2 separate regions of the Mus musculus genome follow, and region 2 is linked to region 1. A link is a loop called in an ENCODE intact Hi-C map of the cell type or tissue named here. Cell type or tissue: left cerebral cortex. All regions are shown on one strand. Each heading gives the region's core, and the rest is flanking DNA. Links, peaks and the distances in the headings are about the cores only. Region 1 holds the start of Sp1 (trans-acting transcription factor 1). Region 2 holds the start of Pcbp2 (poly(rC) binding protein 2).

Region 1 (10,312 bases), core at 2,611-7,610:
GGATCCACAGTCTAGACTCGTGCTAAATAAGCATTTTACTGCTTAGCATCAATCCTAGTCTTGGTTTCACATTCTAGTTATCTTAGATTTTATTTTTATTTTATGTGTATTACCTAAATATATGACTGTGTGCCACATTCATACAATGACAAGTAGGCTAGAAGAAGGAGGAGTTGGATCTCCTTGGACTGGAGTCACAGTTGTCAGATACCACATGGGTGCTGGGAATTCAATCTAGGTCCTTTAGGAGAGCAGCCACTTTAACTGCTAAACCATCCATCTCTCCAGTCTCTGTTTTACAATCTTTATTTTGAGACAAGGTATCCCTACTTAGTCCTGACTGTCCAGGAACTACTACTTAGATCAGGCTGGCCACGAGGTCACACAGACCCACCTGTCTCTGCCTCATGAGTGCTAGGATTAAAGGCATGAACCATCACATCATCAGGATCCATTTTTACTTTCTTAAAAGGGTGTTTCTGAAAACCAATTGCAAACCAAGGGGTCAGAGATCTAACAACGAGTGTACAGAAGATTCAGAAGGCCATGTTCAATCCCTATCATTGCTGGATGAAGGGAAAACCAAAAAGAACACGAAATATATGACTGAGAATCCACATGGATCACTAAGGCATAAAATATTTAATACTGGACCCTATGCAGAAAGCACGCCAAGCCTTAGTTTGTGGTACCAAGACACTAGGAAGTAGAGACCACAGGATCACTCAGAAGTGCTCCTTTCTCATCAGAACATATTTCTATTGATTAAGTTCCAAATGTCTTAACTAAAAAACATCTTACACTTGCTTGGGTGTTTAGCCTTGAGTAAACATCTCAGAAAGTTCTATTTCCCCCTTTAGATTCAATAGTACCAGGGAAGTATTAGTTTGTGATAAATGCAAAGGAAGGATGTCTTACCTGGGGTGTTTGCTATAGCCAAAGGCAGGCCTGGAAGCTGGTGCACCTGGATCCCTGAAGTACCCAATGCACTGAGGTTAATGGTCTGGAGGCCTGGCATGGAGGAGAGTTGAGCAGCATTCACAGTGACTGTGCCAGCAGGAATGGAGGCAGCTGAGGCAATGGGTGTTAGGGTGGTATTACTGCTGCTAGTCTGCCCCAAGGAAACACCCTGCATAGGGGCCAAGGTGATTGTCTGGGCTTGTGGGTTCTGAACTTGAAGATTCTGCAGCTGAAGGGTCTGCCAACTGACCTGTCCATTGGGCCCCACGGTTGGTGTCCGAATGATGATGGGACCAGAGTTTTGAACAGCCTGAAGCTGGAGGTTCTGAAGGGTTTCCTGGGAAATAGCTTGAGTTGTGAAGGTCTGTCCGGACAATGGTGCTGCTTGAAGGGCCTGAAGAGCTTGTCCTCCTTGAACTAGCTGAGGCTGAATAAGGATTTGTTGTTGCTGTGTCTGCTGACTTTGCTCTCCCTCTTTCTGCTGACTTCCTTGCAGCGAGCCTCCTGATGTCTGGTTCTGCTGGATGTTCAGAGAATCAGACCCTTGTAGCCCACCAACCCTCTGGGGCGTCTGGCCTTGAGAACTAGTCCCTGATGAGCCACTGCTGGTAAAGTTCATAATTCCCATGTTGCTGGTGGTAGTAGTTGTTGAATAACTATTGGCATTGGTAAAAAAGGAGCTGGAACTAGCTTGTGATGACACCAAGCTGGCAGAACTGATGGCAGTCCCTGAGGTGACAGGCTGTGAGCTGCTCTCCTGGGATCCAGAGCTGCTGATAGTGCCTGCCTGAGAGCTGGGAGTCAGGGTAGCTGCAGAAACGCTGTTGACAGGTAGCAAGGTGATGTTCCCATTCAGGGCCACTGGTACATTGGTCACATACTGAGTCTGTCCTGAGAGCACATTATTAGCAAGGCCTTGAAGGGGGACAGCCTGCTGGAGTAGATTTGGCATAGCAGCAATAATGTTGCCCCCACTTCCTCTATTTGGGATGATCTGTTGGTTTGCACCTGGTATGATCTGTATTTGACCAGAACCATCCTGCTGCACTTGGGCCCCAGTGGCAGCAAACTGCAGCTGCTGCCCATCAACAGTCTGGAACTGTGGGATTACTTGATACTGAATATTAGGCATTACTCCAGGGAGACCTGTCAGAACTTGCTGGTTCTGTAAGTTGGGGGTAGCAGCCACAACATACTGCCCACCAGAGACTGTGCGGTTCTTGGAAGACTCGCTGCCATTGGTACTGTTGCCACTCTGTTCCTTTGAGGTAGGGGTAGCCCCAGAGGAGGAAGAGATGATCTGCCAGCCATTGGCACCCTGTGAAAGTTGTGCGGCTGTGAGGTCAAGTTCACCTGTGCCCCCTGACTGACTCGGACCCTGGGAGTTGTTGCTGTTCTCATTGGGTGACTCAATTCTGCTGCAGGTTGCTGCCAGCAGAGCCAAAGGAGATGGCTGGGATTCCTGGCCAGAAGAGAGGAAAGGAGTTAGTGGCACCCAATAGCTGGCCTAGGGGGCAGTATTCAACAGACAAAACAGCAACAATGCAGGAATATAGAGCAAAAACCAGAAACAAAATGCTCACTTTCTGTATACTGTTCCAACTTTCGTATCTGGGGACCCTCTAGATCACCTATCTTTCTGAGTGTACTTCCCTACTGTATTTTTCTTCCCAGAATTTTTGGTTAAGGAAGTTTCTAAGAATATTTATACCCTTTCAACACATTCCCCATCCTTGATCACTCACCTGCCCTCCTCCGCCACCACTGCTGCTGCTACTGCCTGTGCTGCTGCTTCGAGTCTGAGAAAAGGCGGCACCGCCACCATTGCCGCTACCCCCATTATTGCCACCAACATCTTTTTCAATCTTCACCACAGCTGTCACTTCATCCATGGAGTGATCTTGGTCTAAAAATAATTACAAAAGAAATAAATTAAGTGTATGTGTGTGTGTAGGGGGGGGTGTGTTAAAAACAACATAAGATTTAAAATTAAGGATTTGACCGTCAGCAATGACTGACAGAACAGTTTTTAAAAAGATCTTAGCCAGATAGGTCTAAATATGGTGGTAAGCCTAAAATCCCAGAATTTGGAAGTGGAGGCAAAAGTTCAAAGAAATCCTCAGCTACATAGTAAATTGGGATGCCAAAGCCATAGACACATAGCTTAATGGTGCCCAAGACAGGCCACTATTTTCCTATGCACAAATTAACCCCAGAAATGACTCAAAAATTGCTTTGGAAGCTAGGCATGGTGACTCACACCTATAATCCCAAGACTTGGAAGGATGAGCCAGGTGGTTCACCAGTTCTAGGTCTTCCAGGCCTACAGAGTAAGAACTGATCCCAATACAAATAGCCCTTTTGAGAAAGGGAATTTGGAATTTCAGTGTCTCAGAAATAAAGAGTTGCTCCTTAGGGTTGATAGCACTCTTAATCCCAGCACTCAAGAGGAAGAGGCACCTAGACAGCTAAAAGTCTGAGGGCTGCAATAGTAACTTCGAGTTACTACGAATACCACATAGAACCTATCTCAAAAAAGAAAAAAAAAAAAAATGCATCCTGGAAGGAAAAGGAGACCCAACATGTGGGTGGATGGAAAGTGTGCTAAAATTAGGACTATAAGAGATGAAGAAAGATCTAGTGTAAACAATAACAGGAAGGGACTGAGAAAGAGTAAATCCTAAGAGAAGGTGAGGAAACATCTGAGAGGACAGGTAAGGGTCTAGGGATTAGAACCCAGGTTTGGGGCTGAGGAGGCGGTCCAAAGAAGGAAGGGGCGGTTTCGGGGATAGAGGCGTGGCAAGGGCGGGTCGGATGGGGGAAGGGAAATTTACGGGGGTGCGGGGGAGGGCCCGGGGCAGGCTGCGACCGGAGGGCGGGCGGACCGGGGAGGCGGTTGGCCCAGGCGGGGCCTGCACTGGTCGGGCCGCCCCCGCGGCGCCAGCCCCCGACGGGAGGAGCCTCAGGCGGCCGGCCGGGTAGTGGGGGGTAAGGCCCGTCCCTCGTGGCCGGGGCGGGCAGGGGGCGGGCGAGGCCACGCTGCCCCCTCCCCCGGGGCGGGTAGCCCATCCCCCTCCTCCTCCGAGGCCCCGCCACTGCCCCTTCTCCCTCCCTTCCCTCCGCCCCGGGCGGGACCAAGGCCGCCGCCGCCGCCTCCCGCCCGCCCCCCCTCACAGCGGGGACCGCCCGGTCGGTCCTCGCGCGCGCCCCCTCACTCCCCTCCCACCCCTAGGCTCGGAGTGGACTCATCCTTACCGCTCATGGTGGCAGCTGAGGGGCGAGCTCAAGGGGGTCCTGTACGGGGGGGTTGGGGGGGGCCGGGAAAAACGCGGACGCTGACGAGGCAAGCGAACCCGGACCGGACAGGGAGGGGGGGGTAAGGAGGAGGGAGCAGCGCACCACAAGCCCGGCCTAATCCCCGCCCCTTATCTACTGCCCCGCCCAATGAGGGAGGGTGAAAGGAGGGCCTTGCAGAGGAAAGGCGGGCTGCCTACCCAATGGTAGGACTCGCTCTCTCGCTGAGGCGTGTAAGAGCAAGTTGCGTACTTGGTTTCCGCCCAGAAAGGCCGCCCTCTCAGTTTTAGCAACCAATTAGAAACTCAGGAAGTGGTGGTGGGCGGGATGAGATGACGATGGACTTGCAGAGAAACCAGTCAACCTCCAGGCGGGCTCCGTGAGCGGTAGGGATAGGAAGAGCTTAAGTAAGAAAGACAGGACAACGACCAACCAGAATCCTGGGCATGCCTGGGCAAAGTCCGTGTAGGGGGAAGAGTAAGAAATAGGCCGGAATGGGATAGGAGCAAGCTTCCTAAACCAATCAGAATTCAGGCGGGCAGTTAAGAAAGTTCTGATTGGACGATAACTGAAAAGAGCCGGAACAGGACGCGTATTGACGTGAACGAACAGCCAATTACGCGCCGAGGAGAAGGTGGAGGCTGGAACTTGGAATGGGGAGAGGAGAACAGGCTTCCTCCTCCGATACTCAAGCCAATGAGGCAGCGAAGGCAGCATGGCACCGCCTCTAGCTTTGGCCAATGGTCGTTACAGGGCCGCCCATCCTGAGGAGGGAACCGGGCTGTGCCAAAAGGAGTTGGTCGCCATGTTGGCCCTCCTCGGGAGGCTTCCTTCCCTCGTTAGGGTGTGCGCTTGAGTGGAGCCCTCCACAAGTGTCAGAGTCGAGACGCGTGAGGGCGAGAGTGTCGCGTCGCCCGAGACTGTTCGGGTTGTCCCTTCCCCGCTCCTACACAGCACCCCTCGAATGTCACCCCTGCCGGGATGGGCGGGCGGCTCCCCCTGGCCGTGGGTGGAAGCCCTGCGGCGGCGGGCGGGACGACAGCTTGGTGACGGCACGCGAAAACCCAAGTCGACTGAGCTGACCAATATGGAAGTCTTTCGGGAAGATGTAGCAAGCGCCATTTTCTTAAGCTGCCCCAGACCTGCTAAACCAACTCAGCTTTCAGAGTAACGCACGCTGGGGAACTTCGTGAAGCCAAGCTCTCATAAACTACTTCCATTTTCCCTCTTAGTAGAAAGCACGCTAACCTAGTTACTTCCTTTTGCAATCACAAAGGTTAAAGATTTTGCCTTAGGCACCTCAATCTCTGGCCTCCATTTCGCCTTCTTTCTCCTCATTTAAACTTTGTCACTGACTGGTGTCACCACGTTTAGTACTTGGAACTAATACAGTTAATCACTTAATGTGTCCTACTTTACGGGCTGGATGCTCCTGTAAAAAAAGGGAAACACTTTAAAGATAGGAACCGAGGCTCTCTGCTCCTTTGGAGATGGCCTTGGAAATGTGAAGTGACAGCTGAGATACCTGGTTGTCCCAGTTAAATAGGCATTTAGCACTGATTATGACAAACTCAATGTAAGGCATGGTAGTACACACTTTTAGGACCCAACTCTGGAGGCAGAGGCAGGAGGATCTCTTCTAAGTTTGATGCCAACCTGATCTACATACTGAGTTTCAGGACAGCTAGGGCTGTGCAGACCAACAATGTTTCAAAACAACAACGAAAATTAAGACGTTAAGAAAAATATTCACCCGGGCAATGGAAAGCAGAGGCAGGCAGATTGGATTTCTGAGTTCGAGGCCAGCCTGGTCTACAAAGTGAGCGCCAGGACAGCCAGGGCTACACAGAGAAACCCTGTCTCGAAAAACCAAAAAAAAAAAAAAAGAAAGAAAGAAAGAAAGAAAGATATTCAGCATCAGAAATATTAAGTGGAGAAAAATTAATTTGAGAAGTAACATGCCCAAGATTACAAAGCTAATAAATAATAAGTTTTGTCCTAAAAAGTCCTATATAGCCTCATATGGTGACAATTCCTGTAATTCTGTACTTGGGAGGCTGAAGCAATCAGGTTTCGGAAACATGGAGGAAAACCTGAACTACCAAAATAAAGTCCTCTATGAAATCTTTTTTTTTTTTTCTTTCCCTTTTTCTTTTTTTTTGGGGGGGGGTGAGGGGGGGTGAGGGTGTGGCCAGGGTAAACAGTATTTCTCTGTGTAGCCCTGGCTATCTAGAAATCACTCTGTAGACCAAGCTGGCCTCAAATTCACAGAGATCTACTTGCTTCTGCCTCCTGAGTACTGGCTGAGATTAAAGGCATGGGCTATCACCATCTTTTTTTTTTTTTTTAACCTGGTCTTTCAAGAACAGGAAACAGGATCTTATTATGTAGCCCAGGCTAGCCTGGAACCAACAATCTCCCTGACTCCCTTCCAGCTTGGGGATTCCAAGTGTCCCCACGCCTCAGTAGGGAGGGGCTTTCTTTATTAGTATGGAATGGGATTGTGGAGTAGGCTTTCTTTTTTGCTCCAGTTGTTCAGCAGAAAGCACCTTTATGCATTCAGGGATTTGTGGCCTCTAAGTGTTTTATTTTTAAAGGTACCAGTGTTTTAAAAACACACTGCAACACCAACATCGTACTGGGTAGTGGCTGAAATTAGGACTTAATTGAAATCAAATTCAAAAGTACCCTGGACTACAAAGACTTTGAGTCCAAGTATACACATATGTGAATTAATATTTTTTTTGTTTTTTTGAGACAGGGTTTTTCTGTGTAGCACTGACTGTCCTGGAACTTACTCTGTAGATGAGGCTGGCCTTAAACTCACAGAAATCTGCTGGTGTCTGCCTCCTGTATGTTCTTTGGGTTTTTTTGTTTTATTTTGTTTTGCTTTGTTTCTAGACAGGGTTTCTCTGCGTAGCCCTGGCTGTCATAATAGGAACCCACTCTGTAGACCAGGCTGGCCTCGAACTCAGAAATCTGCCTGCCTCTGCCTCCCAAGTGCTGGGATTAAAGACATGAGCCACCACTGCCCCACTGCCTCCTGAACTTTTAGATTGAAAGGCACACACTTAAAATAATTCAAACAGGGAGGGTATGGGGGACTTTTGGGATAGCATTGGAAATGTAATTGAGGAAAATACGTAATAAATAAAAATAATAATAATAATTAAAACAAGTAACAAAGGCTCTTAGCAACTGAGAGATCTCTAAGATCTGCCCTGCCCAGGACAGCAAACAGCCAGGACTTTTACAATTTTCCCCCAAGCCTCTGAATAAAGTATTTCAATAACAACAACAAAAACAAATAACAAATAAAATCTGGACAGCAGAGATGGTTTTCAGGATAAATCTTGCCAGACAAACCTGAATACAAGAGCTCAGTCTCAGGGTCCACTCAATAAGAGAACTCGCAACTCTCAAAGTCTGCCCTCTCACCTACACACATACACACACACACAAGCTCACACACGCACACTGCCCTGTATCCTCCACAAATTAAATGTACATTCCAAAAGCTCCTCTCTGACCTACATACATACATACACCGTGGCTTGTGTTCTTCCCAAAATAAATAAATGTAATTTAAAGTAATTAAGAAAATAAGGGAAGGGGCTGGTGAGATGGCTCAGTGGGTAAGAGCACCCAACTGCTCTTCCGAAGGTCTGGAGTTCAAATCCCAGCAACCACATGGTGGCTCACAACCATCTGTAACAAGATCTGACACCCTCTTCTGGAGTGTCTGAAGACAGCTACAGTGGACTTACATATAATAAATAAATAAATAAATCTTAAAAAAAAAAAAAGGCAACAGCGATTTGGCTGGACATGAATTTAAAAAAGAAAAAGAAAGAAAAAGAAAAGAAGGGAAGAGACTGGAGAGAAGAAAGCTTCAGGACTGGGAAGAACTTCCTGGAAGGAAAAGACTACATTACTCATCCCTGTAAGGCAAGCTCTGATGATTCTGACAGCTGCCTAGGATAGTCAGCACCAGACCACACCTAACTCACTCACTTAAGGGGTGGAGAGAAACAAATGGTGATCCTTATTCTAACTTGTTTTCTTTCCTTTGAGACAAAGGTCTTACTCTATAGCCCAGGCTTTGCCAGAATGTGTGCCCACCTGCTTCTAACTCTGTAATGTTAGAATATATGATCTCACTAGCGCACGCATTGGTGCGTACACCCATGGTTTAAAGAGCTTTGGCAGTCAGGTAATGATGGATCCTTGTAATGGTAGCTTTTATGAGTCAGAGACAGAAAAAATAAGTAGTGGGTTACAAGTTCAAGGCTAGCCTGACCTACATTGCTGACTCTAGGCCATCAAACCTTCACAGGGAGACCACGTTCCAAAAACCAAAAGAGAGACACAAGAGACAGAGTTGGAGCCAACCTGGGCAACATGGTATGCTTGAAGCAAATCAGGCTAATGAAACCTTGGGTCAAACCCAACAAGAGAGAAAACAGCCCAACAAGAAAAGAGAAGGGGAGCTGGGCGTGGTGGCACACGCCTTTAATCCCAGCCCTTGGGAGGCAGAGGCAGGCGAATTTCTGAGTTTGAGGACAGCCTGGTCAGAGTGAGTTCCAGGACAGCCAGGGCTACACAGAGAAACCCTGTCTCGAAAAATACCCCCACCCCCACCCCCAAAAAAAAAGAAAAGAAAAGAGAGGGTGTGTGTGGGTGGGCAGAGATAAATGCCTAAAAAAGCAAAAAGAATTGAAGCAAACCAGGCTTTTCAGTATGAAAATCTAGGAAACTTATGAGAACCCTAGAACTGGATGCAGACAGTGTTTGTAATCATTATTTTAAAAGACCCATTGTAAGTTGGCTATCTTTGTTTCCTAACCAGACAAGCACTGTGACTCCTGCTAGCATCAACAATGAGTGGTGCCTAGTGATAGCCAGGCATTCAGTACTGCAATCAGCTGGCGGCTATGGTGATACTGATGGCCTGCCTAGCTAAGAAGAAACACCAGATGAGGGAGTGTTGGTAGTCAAGGTCAAGAAAACAGGTAGCTGAGACGGTTCAAGACCAGCCTACTCTTATAGAGTAAGACCCCTGGGTTAGAGCCACAGGAGTGTGTAAGCCTTCCATGATGTCATTTACCTGTGAGTCAGAAGTACAAGGATCTAGAGTTCCTGGCTATTTTCCCCAAATACAGGCCTTAAAAAAATTAAAGCCCCAGGAGTGGTTGTGGTAGAAACACCTTTAATCCTGTAATCCCTGCCCTAGGAGGCAGAAGTAACCTGATCTCAGTGAATTCAAACCCAGCCTGGTCTAAAAGCAAGTCCCAGGCCACCTAAATCCGCACAATGAAATAAAAACAAACTCCACACAATTTTAAGTTTGTTTGTTTTTTTTTTCTCTGTAGCTGAACTGTGGTATAACCACAAATACATATTGCCTCTTCTGAGAAGAGCCTGTAATAAGACTGTCCTAATATAAACCCCACAGATGGTCTCTGAAGCAATAGGGGATGGGTACATGGAACCCTGTCTCAAAAAACAAACAAAAGGCAGGAGGTGGTTGTGTTGGCAGGCATTGCAGTCTGCAATTGAAAGGTTGTAGCTGCTGAGGAGAGAATGTCCATTGCTGGCACGGGCTACATAAAGAGACCTTGTCTCTAAAAACAAATAGGAAGGCTTGAGGTACAGTCCAGAAGACAAGTTACGTTAATTCCTAGTCCATCCGCACTTGGGGGTGGGGAACGAAACAAGGGTTGCAAGGAACAGGTCTTGACTGTCCTAGAGCTAGTTTTGTAGACCTCACCGACCTTGAACATACGGAGATCTTACCTCTACCTAGCTGGGGTTAAAACCGTTTCACGACACCGGTTACTAGCTGCATTTTGTTTGTTTGTTTGTTTTGTTTTGTTTTGTTTTGTTTCGAGACAGGGTTTCTTTGTGTAGCCCTTGCTGTCCTGGAACTCACTCTGTAGACCCGAATGGTCTAGAACTAAGAGATCCGCTTGCCTCTGCCTCCTAAATGCTGGGATTAAAGGCGTGCCGTCACCATGCCCGGCTACTATCTGCATTCTTGAGAACTTAAATATATATA
Region 2 (10,312 bases), core at 806-5,805, 64 kb before region 1:
TCTAATTGACTCTTTAAAAGTGTTAGCCTATCAGACTTGTAAACACTCCCAGCACAACTCTTTTACACTTACAGATCAGGTTTTGTTTCCAGTTTGCTCATTAATGATAGGCTTTCCACTGATGCTTGAGATGAGAAAGATCCGACCATTCCACTGGTAATGGTTCTAAGTGAATTGCTTAAGTGCAAAAAGTTGTCCTTCAGCTGAGGAAGTTTTAAAAGGACTCAGTAACAGCTGGGCAAACTTTTAACTACAGTGAGGACAAATTCAACCTGCTTTCTACTGGACAGCAGTTAGAAGTGAACAGACTATATATGTAAATGTACTTAGTATAGAAATTTCTAAAATTTAGATATACTTATCTCAAAGGTTGATGAATGATAAATGATTTTGAAATGTTTTAGTTTAGATGTGTGGATAAGGGTACATTTCTGTATAATCTCAGCACTTTGGAAGTTTTGACAGGATTGTTTTAAGTTCAAGGCTACCTTGGACAACCTATTGAGAAACAAGTGCAGCTGCTAGAACTACACAGTGGGACAATCACAAAATAACAAGAAAAATAACTACACTCATGAGTCTCACAGAAAAAAGTATTCAAGATACACTTCACAACTTTGGGTTCCATGATCCTTTGAAATTTAATCCTGTACGTCTCAGTTCTTTGCTCCCATTCTTCCTCTAATCACTTGAGAAAATTCTCTTGTGCTTTTGTTTTAACTTTCACTATCACACAATTAAGTCTTTTTAGTCCCAAATTTTCTTCCAAATACAATAGAAAAAGTACTAAAATTTTACTTCATATTTGCTTTGATTGATGAAAGATTGCCAAGATGGCCCCTTTTTACTCATCCTCTGAAACAACTTTGAAATAACTACTTATGTAGACAAAGAATTTGGTTTTTGATATTTTTGTTTTTAATACTTTAACACCAAACACTGACAGTTCCAAGAGTCTCAAGCCCTGAAATTTCTCCAATAGCATGGCAAGTATTCATCCCTTCAAATCAGTATCAATGATTTCTCTCCTCCTACAACTAATTTTGTCCCTTCATAAAACCAGTCAGTTTTCACTTTGCCATAAACACACACAATACACATACTGTTGGGTTTTTTGTTTTGTTTTTTTGAGACAGGGCCTCACTATGTTGCCCAGTACTGAATGTAACTATTAACACCAGGCTGGCCTCCAAACTCTGAATCCCAAGTCCATACTTTAAGTATGTTTAAAGCACTTTAAAGTGACTGTCACACCACTCTATATAATGCAAACTATCTTCTGGTTACTTCAGGATGTAAGTGATTACATAAATGCATCCCTAAAGCACATCAGTTCCCTATTTCCAGAAAACAGTTAATTGCTGTCAAAAAAAAAAAAACCTCACAAATCAACATCTCATTTATGGAAAAACAATGCTTGTTCACTGAGTCTGCAAGATTAACACCCCCTCATACAGTATAAAACTGTTAGTTCCACTTCCCCACTGTTATATTAATCACCTTAGAAATACAGTTATACAAGTTCAAAAGGCAAAGAAACTGAAAACCTAGCTACAAATTCATTTCTTAAGTAAAGCACGAAGATGTATTTTTTTTAACTCCAAGTCATGTAAGTAATCTGAGAAACCTGTCAATTCCTCTCCTGAGTAGGTCAATCTAAGTGTACCCCATCCTGGGAATCCAGCTGTTAATCCTGCAGTCAATTACCCCTCTATAAATAGCTCGGTCTGGTTTATAGCGGCAGGCATTTTGTAATTTCAAAATTCGTTACCCGAGAGAACGTCAGAGTAACTCGGTAACAGGGAGTCCGCCTACCCTTTAACTCTGCAGCTCCCCACTCCCCTCCCCCGCCCGGGTCATCCAAGCATTTTCCACTTAAAAAAAAAAAGCCCCCCCCCTTTCCCTTGACTGGGAAAGGGGGTGAATAAACGGTTCGGTCAGGGGGGGGCGCTGCGACCCAGGGGGAGGGGCCGGACAAGCAGCGCCTCCTCGTGTGTCTGCGCCAGCGCCTGACCCCCGCGGGGAGCCGCGCTCACCCGCCCCGCCAGCAAGCCGGCCATCGCCTCCCCAACCCCCCTCAACCAACAAATCCACCGCCGCCCCCCCTGCCGCGCGCGCGCCCTCCCTGACTCCTGCGCAGCCGCCACCGGGAGGGAGGGGGGAGGGGGCAGGCTCTGCGCGAGGCCTACTAGGCCGCGCCGGAGCCAGGGCCTCGCGTGAATGCCCGGGCAGGCAGAGTGAAGTAGTAGACGCTCATGCGGGTCTACGAGAGGCCGAGGCTCCAGAATAGGGCCGGAGTCCGCCAAGAAGGATGTCACGAGTGGAAGAAGAAGCTATTGCCGGCGGCGGAGCAGAAGATTTTAAGCTTACCTGGAGGCGCGAGTCGACTGAGGGGAAAAGGGGAGCGGGCGGGAAGGGGAAGGGCGGGAGGCCGGGGGCGGAACAATAGGGGCGGGCGGGAAGGCGAGGGGGGCCCCGCTAGCGGGCGGAGGAGGGGGGGGTGAGGAGGAGGAAGGGGGAGAGAGACCCCGGGGCGGGTGGAGGGCGGCGGAGGGCGGGCGGGCGGGCGGAGGGCGGGCGGGCGGGAGAGGGCGCAGGCTGCGGCTGCTCCGGCTGCTGCCTCTGCTGGTCTGGGAGGGGGACGGGGCGGAGCGGGCCGCTTTCAACCCCGCGCACCCTTCGACCCCGGAAGCGCTAACCGCCCCGGGGGCCGGCGAGTCGACTGCGTCGTCCACACTTTCCCCACGCAATGCGGACCGCCTTCCCGGAGCCTAGAGCGGCTCCTTGGACAGCGTCGGCACCAGCGAGACGGCCAGTAACCAGCGGCGAGGTCTGAGATAGAGCGGCAGCGCAGAGGCGCGGAGGATACCAGTGGCCTCTAGCGGAAGAACTGGAAAGCTCAGGCCTAAATACGAAGAGGTGGCCAATGCTTTGGGATCAAGATAGGAGGGAGGGAAAGGAAAATAACAGTTGTCTAAAATAAAAAACGAATGGCCAGACTGAAAGTGTCAGGCAAACTGCTTACTCTAAAAATAATCCACTTTAGTGAGTGCAGAAGAAATGAAAACATCATTATTTTGCAGCCCAGATACTGAATCAGGCAATAATAATTATAATAAAGAATTAAAACGTAAAAGAATGTTCTTAAATCAGACGGTGGTGGTACCCAACTTGATTCCAACACTGGAAAGGCAGAGTCAGGAAGATCTCTGAGTTCGAGTCCACCCTGGTCTACAGAGTGAGTTCCAGGACAGACAGGGCTTTTTAGAAATCAAAAGAAAGAAAGAAAAGAAAAAAAAAAAGAAAGAAAGAAAAGTAACTTTAAAACTTCACTGTATTAGGACAACATTGATCATGTGAATATCTCACTATTATATAAGAAGTACTGTATAATCTAGAATTCCTGCCCAAATTGGTTAATCTTTTTATTAAGTCTAATTATCCATTTATAGGAACGAAAGAACAAGTTAAACATCAGTACAAGAAGGTACTCTGTGGCCAAGCACAGTGTGTGATACAAGCTGATACCATTGGGGAACTTAAGGATGACAAAGGTGAACCTCAGGCCACCTTGGACTGTAGAGCAACGCTGCTTTATTGTTGCCTGTTGCTCCTTAAAAAAAAAAAAAAAAAAAAAAAAAAAAGACATCTTGAAAACACAGAATTTTGTACACAACACAAGACAACTATCCTGGTGTCTTTAAAAAGGCAATAAACCTTTTTTTAAACGGTTTGTATGTGTGTATACAAACTGAGTGTGTGTGTGTGTGTACTTACACCACAGCAGGCAGGAAGAAGTCAAAGGAGGATTTTCAGGAGGAGTCAGTTTTCTCCTTCAACCAAGCGGGTCCTGAAGATCGGACTCAGGACATCAGGCGTGATGGCAAACGCCCTTTCCATCGCACTGGCTGTTAGGACTGGGACGATGTCTCAATAGTTCTCCAACTGTTCTCCCAGAGATTCAGTGTTCAATCACCAGTACCGACATAGGATCTCACAGTTCCATGGGATACAACACCCTCTTCTGGATTCCACAGGCACTTGCACACAAGTGGTGCACATATATACATGGCAGGTAAAACCCATACAAAATAAATAGGTACATCTGTAAGGAGTCCGAGGCACATGCAGGTAAAAGGCAGGCAGATCTTTTGAAGTCAGCCTGATCTACATGGCAAGTTTCAGGACACTGAGAGCTACATAGTGAGATTCACTCTCAAAAATCAAACAAAAACAACTTGTTCTTACAAAGGAGCCAAGTTCAGTTCCCTGTAGATGGGTTCACAATTCCCTGAAGATTCAACTCCAAAGATCTGATGCCCTCTTCTGGCTTGCTAGGGTGCTTACACCCTCGGGTGCACATAACTATCCTACAGATACACATATGCATAAATTTTGTTGTTGTTGTTGTTGTTGTTTCTTAAGACAGGGTTTCTATGGGGAGCCCTGGCTGTACTCACTCAAAGATCCAATTGCCTCTGCCTCCCAAATGCTGAGATCAAAGGTGTGTGCCACCACCGCCTAGAAAAAAGAAATTCATTTTCCTCTCTTTTCTGTACACAGGTGTTTTTGCCTATTGTGTATGCAGTACTTGTTGTGGTTTTACTATCAGTCAAATGGAGCCAAGTGACTCCAAATGTCTTTCTTTCCACCACCCAAATGAGGAGCTAATATTGGGAATGCAAAATAAAATCCTCATTTGACACCATTTGGTGCCAGGTGTCACTGTACACACTTTTAATCCCAGCACTAAGGAGGCAGAGGCAAGTGGATTTCTTGAGTTCAAGACCAGCTTTGTCTTGGACAGGGCTCTATAGAGAACCTGTCTCAAAAAAAAAAAGAAAGAAAGAAAGAAAGAGAGATAAAGAGAGGAAGAAAGAAAGAAAAACCAACAAACAAAACCTTATCATTTGGCCAAAGGTAAAGGGTAAAGGGTGGAAAGGAAGTAGGGAAAACCCCAGGAAAAAAAAGCCAATTAAGGAACAAGTTTACTGGACTGGCAAGATGGCTCAGCAGGTAAGAGTGCTGACTGCCCTTCCAAAGGTCCTGAGTTCAAATCCCAGCAATGACATGGTGACTCACAACTGCCCTTAATGAGACCTGATGCCCTCTTCTGGTGTGTCTGAAGACAGCTTCAGTGTACTTATTTAAATAAATCTTTGAGCAGGATTGAGCAGGGACTGAGCGAGTTAGATAACCAGAGCGAGTGGGGTTGACTAGAACAAGCAGAGGTCCTAAATACAATTCCCAACAACCAAATGAAAGCTCACAAGCATCTGTACAGCTACAGTGTACTCATAAACATAAAATAAATAAAACTTTAAAAACAAAAACAAGTTTACTGTCAGATCTAAGCTGAAAGTTTAACCTAAAGATTTTGCAGGTGGGCCAGTAAAAACAGTGGGGCTCCCAACAGCTAGAATGCTATCCACTTTCCATGAGGTCACACATATGGCATCAGGCAAAAAATAAAAATCAAGGAGTTTTATTAAGGCTGACCAAGAGTTACAGTCAACACTGAGACAGTGAAGTCCTGTGGGTGGGTTAAGAACCTTGAGCACAGGGCTGGTGAGATGGCTCAGTGGGTAAGAGCACCCGAATGCTCTTCCGAAGGTCCAGAGTTCAAATCCCAGCAACCACATGGTGGCTCACAACCATCTGCAACAAGATCTGACTCCCTCTTCTGGAGTGTCTGAAGACAGCTACAGTGTACTTACATATATTAATAATAAATAAATCTTAAAAAAAAAAAAAAAGAACCTTGAGCACACAAGGTCCTGGGTGAAATCCCAGACACAAAGCAGGGAGAGAGGGTTGGCAATAGGTTCAATTGTCAAGCCTGAAGACCTGAGTTCAACAAGAGTTCAGCTGAGTTCCCTTGAGACTAACTACCACTTATTATCCTGATTGCCACACTTGGACCCTGGCGTGTGCCCGCACATATACAAATAAAATACAATGTAATACAATGTAAGGAGACAGATGGGCTGAAGAAACCGTTCAGTGGTTAAAAGCACTGGCTGCTCTTCCAGAGGACCTAGTTTACATTCCCAGCACCCACACACTTGCTCACAATCACCTGTTTTTCTACAGTCCTAGAGGATCAGACTCCCTCTTTTGGACTCTGTGAACACCAAGCATGCATACAGTGCACAGAAATACATCCAGGCAAAACATTTTATGTAGTAGTGCTCTATCAAATAAGTAAGTTTGTTAGTTAGTTTGTTTGTTTGTTTTAATTATTTATTTTATGTATGTGAGTTACACTGTAGCTGTCTTCAAACACACCAGAAGAGGGCACTGGATTCCCTAAAGATGGTTGTAAGCCACCATGTGGTTGCTGGAAATTGAACTCAGGACTTCTGCCTCTGGAAGAGCAGTCAGTGCTCTTAATCCCTGAGCCATCTCTCTAGCCCAAGTTTGTTTTTTTTGTTTTTTTTTTAAAGAGCACTTATTAATATTGCAGAGGACCCAGTTTCTGTTCCCAGCACTCACATCAGGCAGCTGACAAGTCACCTGTAACTCAGTCCTAAGACATCAAAGTGCATCTGGTCTTCGTGGTCTTATGTGCTTGCATACAAGTATTACACATAAACTCACGTAGACATATAAATTTTATTTTTTTCCTGAGACTGGTTGTCTCCAACTCTAACCCTGGAATCACTCTGTAGACTCGGGCTGGCCTCAAAATCCCTTGTGTTGGGACTAAAGACATGCACCACCACTGTCCAGCACAAAATATATCTTTAAAATGAGGAAGATAAGGGGAGAGAGAGAAGAATCTAATAGCAATATCTGACTATGGATCAAGAAATTTTCCAAAGCAGAAATGGGTGAACTTGCCTAGGATCACAAAACAACATATTTATCTACAGAAAGTATTCAAAAAAAAGCCAGCAAGCTACAGATTCATTTCATTATTCATAGTCGCTAGAGCTAAACTGCCAAATTTGCATGTTTTTTAAAGATTTGATTTTCTTACATGTATATGAGTGTTTACTTATAGATGTATGTGCGACACATGCCATGTGTCTACAAGACCAGAGACTTTGCTATTGGGTTTTTATTGTTGTTGTTTGTTTGTTTTTTGTTTTTCAAGACAGGGTTTCTCTGTGTAGTCCTGGCTGTCCTGAAACTCACTCTGTAGACCAGGCTGACCTCAAAGTCAGAAATCCGCCTGACTCTGCCCCCTAAATGCTGGGATTAAAGGCATGTGCCACCAGTGCCCAGCTGCTATTGGTTTTTTTGTTTGTTTGTTTGTTTGTTTGTTTGTTTCAGACAGGATAGGGTAGCCCTGGTTGGCTTAGAATCCGTTCTGAGATCCACCTACCTCTGCCTTCAGAGTGCTAGGATTAGAGCTGGAGAGATGGCTCAGTGGTTAAGAGCAATGTCTGTTCTTCCAGAGGTCCTGAGTTCAATCCTTAGCAACCACATGGTGGCTCACAACCATCTGTAATGGGATCAGATGCCTCCTTCTGATGTGTCTGAAAACCATGACAAGTGTACTCATATGCATAAAATAAATAAAATTATAATCTTTTTTTAAAAAATCTGAGAACTATCACCTTTGGGAGTATGGACTGGTGTACAGAGGAGGGGTGGCAAACCCAATGGTTTCAGGAACCAGGCCAGTAATGGAATTGGGAGGAGCTAAGAGAGAGTACAGAAGACCCAGGGCTCATTTATACAGGGCTCAACCATTACACTTAGCCAGAACTTATATCTTTAGATATGTCAGTGCATGCCAAAGTTTCAGCTTGAAATGTAAATCATTAGGAAATGACTGGCATCTTAAAAAGACAGTGGTTCCCCCACAGTGCTCAGATATAGCCAGTGGCTCCCAATGTTTCAACTGCTGTTCACTAAAGTAGTCACTTCCACATTAAGAATATAGGGAATAGGCTAAGCAAAGTGGCTTAGAGAACCAAAAGTCCTGTAGACTAGCTAATACAGCAAGTTCCAAGACATCTAAGGAGGCCCTCTCTCAAAAACAAAACAAAAATAAAGGCAGGCGGTGATAGCTCACACTTTTAATCCCAGTATTGGGGAAGCAGAGCAGGTGAAACTCTGTAAACCTGGGGCCAGCCTGATCCACATAGTGAGTTCTAGGACAGCCAGAGTTATATAATGAAGACCTGTCTCAAAAAAAGAAACAAACAAAAAACAGGTCTGAGAATGTACCTCAGCACGTGTGCTTGCCTAACATGCTCAAAGACATAGCTTTATTCCCTGAACCAATAATACTTGGATCCTGAAAACTTGTTAGCTAGCCCACCTAGCCAGGTTCAGTTACAGGTTCAGTTAGAGATTGTTTCAAGGGAATAAGGTAGAGAGCAATAGAGGAAGACACCCAAAGTCTTACTCTGGCCTCCAAATTTGTGTGTGTGTGTGTGTGTGTGTGTGTATGTGTATGTGTATGTATACACATATATACATACACACATCTTTATGTATATAGATTTTTATATATGCAAATATATGTATTTATATAATGTATATTAGTACTCTGTAGCTATCTTCAGATATTAACAAAAGAGAGTAGCAAATCCCATTACAGATGGATTCGAGCCACTGTGCAGTTGTGCTGGGAATTGAATTCAGGGGCTCTGGAAGAGCAGTTAAGTGCTATTAAGCACTGAGCCATCTCTCTAGTCCCATATATACTAGTATACTGTATATTTATATATAATACATATTTATTTCTTCTAACATATAGATACATAAATATTTATGTCCTTTAGAAAACCCTAATACTCTAATAAAATACTTTCTAAAACTTCAAGAGCTGGGGTTGTGAGCATGTTTACCTACATACCAGGCACAAGGCCCCAGGTTCAGGCCCCAGCACTACATAAAATAAGGCAAACCAGTACACACCCATAATTCCAGCCCCGAGGAAACACAGAAAGATCAGGAAGTTGTTCATCTTGGCTACGTAGTGAGCTTGAGTTATGGACTACATAGGACCATCAAACTGGCTTGTTGTTGTTCTGTTTCTTTCTTATCGTCAAAAATTAAATCCAGGACAACATACAGGCAAGGCAAACCTTCTGCCACTGAGCCTCCTCAGTTCTGGGCACTGTGGCTTGGGTTTATCATGGCAGTACCTGGGATGCTGAGGGAAGAAGACCTTAAATTCAAGGTCAACTTGAGTTAGATACCAAGACTCTAAAAAAAAAAAGGAGGGTGGTGATGGAGAGATGTTTCTGTGGTTAAGAGCAGGGGTTGCTCTTCTAAAGGGCCTGGGTTCAATTTCCAGAGACCCATAATGATCAGTAACTCCAGTACCACAGTATCCTCTGCCCTCTTCTGGCTTTTACAGGAACTGCATGACATAAAGCACATACATACTAGACCTGTACAGACCTCTGTGTGTGTGTGTGTGTTTGTGTGTGTCTGTGTGTGTGTGTGTGTCTGTGTGTGTGTCTGTGTCTGTGTGTGTGTGGTATGTATGTATGTACCTATCTATCTATCTATCTATCTATCCATTTATCTATCTATCTTATTTATTAGATCAAGGGCAGAACCCTAAATTGCCCCCCCTTAAAGTTGATGAGCCGCCAAGGATTGAAAACCTCTGAAGCCAGCTGGGCATAGTCGGCCACTCCTTTAATCCCAGCCTTGGAATTCTGAGATCTGTGAGTTGGAAGCTAGCCTCCTCTACCTATTGAGTACAGGCTAGCCAAGGCTACATACTCAGACCCTGTCTGGAAGAAAACCTCTGTAGCAAATGAAAACATATGCAAATGGGTCCGTATCTGGGAGAGCAATGTGGATTCAGTCTGTAAAACCTGAGTTCATTCTGAAGGCTCTTCCCCTCTTAGACTAGCACAGTATCCTCTTCACTGATGCGCTGGCTCCGCACTAAACACCACACTTTAGGCTGGGGACGTAGCTCCAGATAAAGTCCGTGACTAGGAGGCACAGGTCTTGGTTCAAGCCCATAAACAACGTGTGGTGGCTGAAGCTTGTGATCCCAGCACTCCAAATGTGGAGACATAAGGATCTGTATATCAAAGTCACCATATATATATATATATATATATATATATATATATATATGTGTGTGTGTGTGTGTGTGTGTGTGTGTGTGTGTATGTGTATGTGTATATGTATATATGCATATGTATATATGCTTATGTATATGTATACACACATATATGTGTGTACATATATATACATATACACATATATATGCACACACATATATACATATATATGCATATACACACATACATATATATGCATATATTCACACACATATATGAAGCCTGGGTGATGTGAGACTCTCAGAGGAATTAAAAAAATAAAA

What was found. Peaks named below come from ENCODE experiments on the same cell type or tissue, not always from the same donor. Only the 100,000 strongest peaks of a DNase experiment are listed, where the experiment ranks them.
Region 2: it touches region 1 in a loop (7-fold over the local background); 1 of 42 quality-filtered maps calls a loop at or near these places.

Annotation. Positions count from the first base shown.
Region 1 is chr15:102,400,326-102,410,637 of GRCm38, reverse strand. It overlaps Sp1 (trans-acting transcription factor 1), which reads right to left and starts at 4,322. Exons shown (of 6, transcript NM_013672.2): 1 at 4,216-4,322; 2 at 2,706-2,866; 3 at 919-2,422. The coding sequence starts at 4,222. In left cerebral cortex, for the core only: CTCF peaks have their summits at 5,054 and 5,254; DNase peaks (open chromatin) are centred at 3,264, 3,918 and 4,706; H3K4me3 peaks cover 2,154 bases; H3K27ac peaks cover 2,364 bases.
Region 2 is chr15:102,462,862-102,473,173 of GRCm38, reverse strand. It overlaps Pcbp2 (poly(rC) binding protein 2), which reads right to left and starts at 2,542. Exons shown (of 15, transcript NM_001103165.1): 1 at 2,371-2,542. It overlaps Gm36331 (a long non-coding RNA gene), which reads left to right and starts at 2,678. Exons shown (of 2, transcript XR_384469.3): 1 at 2,678-2,919; 2 at 3,453-3,733. In left cerebral cortex, for the core only: CTCF peaks have their summits at 1,949, 2,882 and 5,124 (motif pointing left); DNase peaks (open chromatin) are centred at 2,153 and 2,765; H3K4me3 peaks cover 1,858 bases; H3K27ac peaks cover 1,352 bases.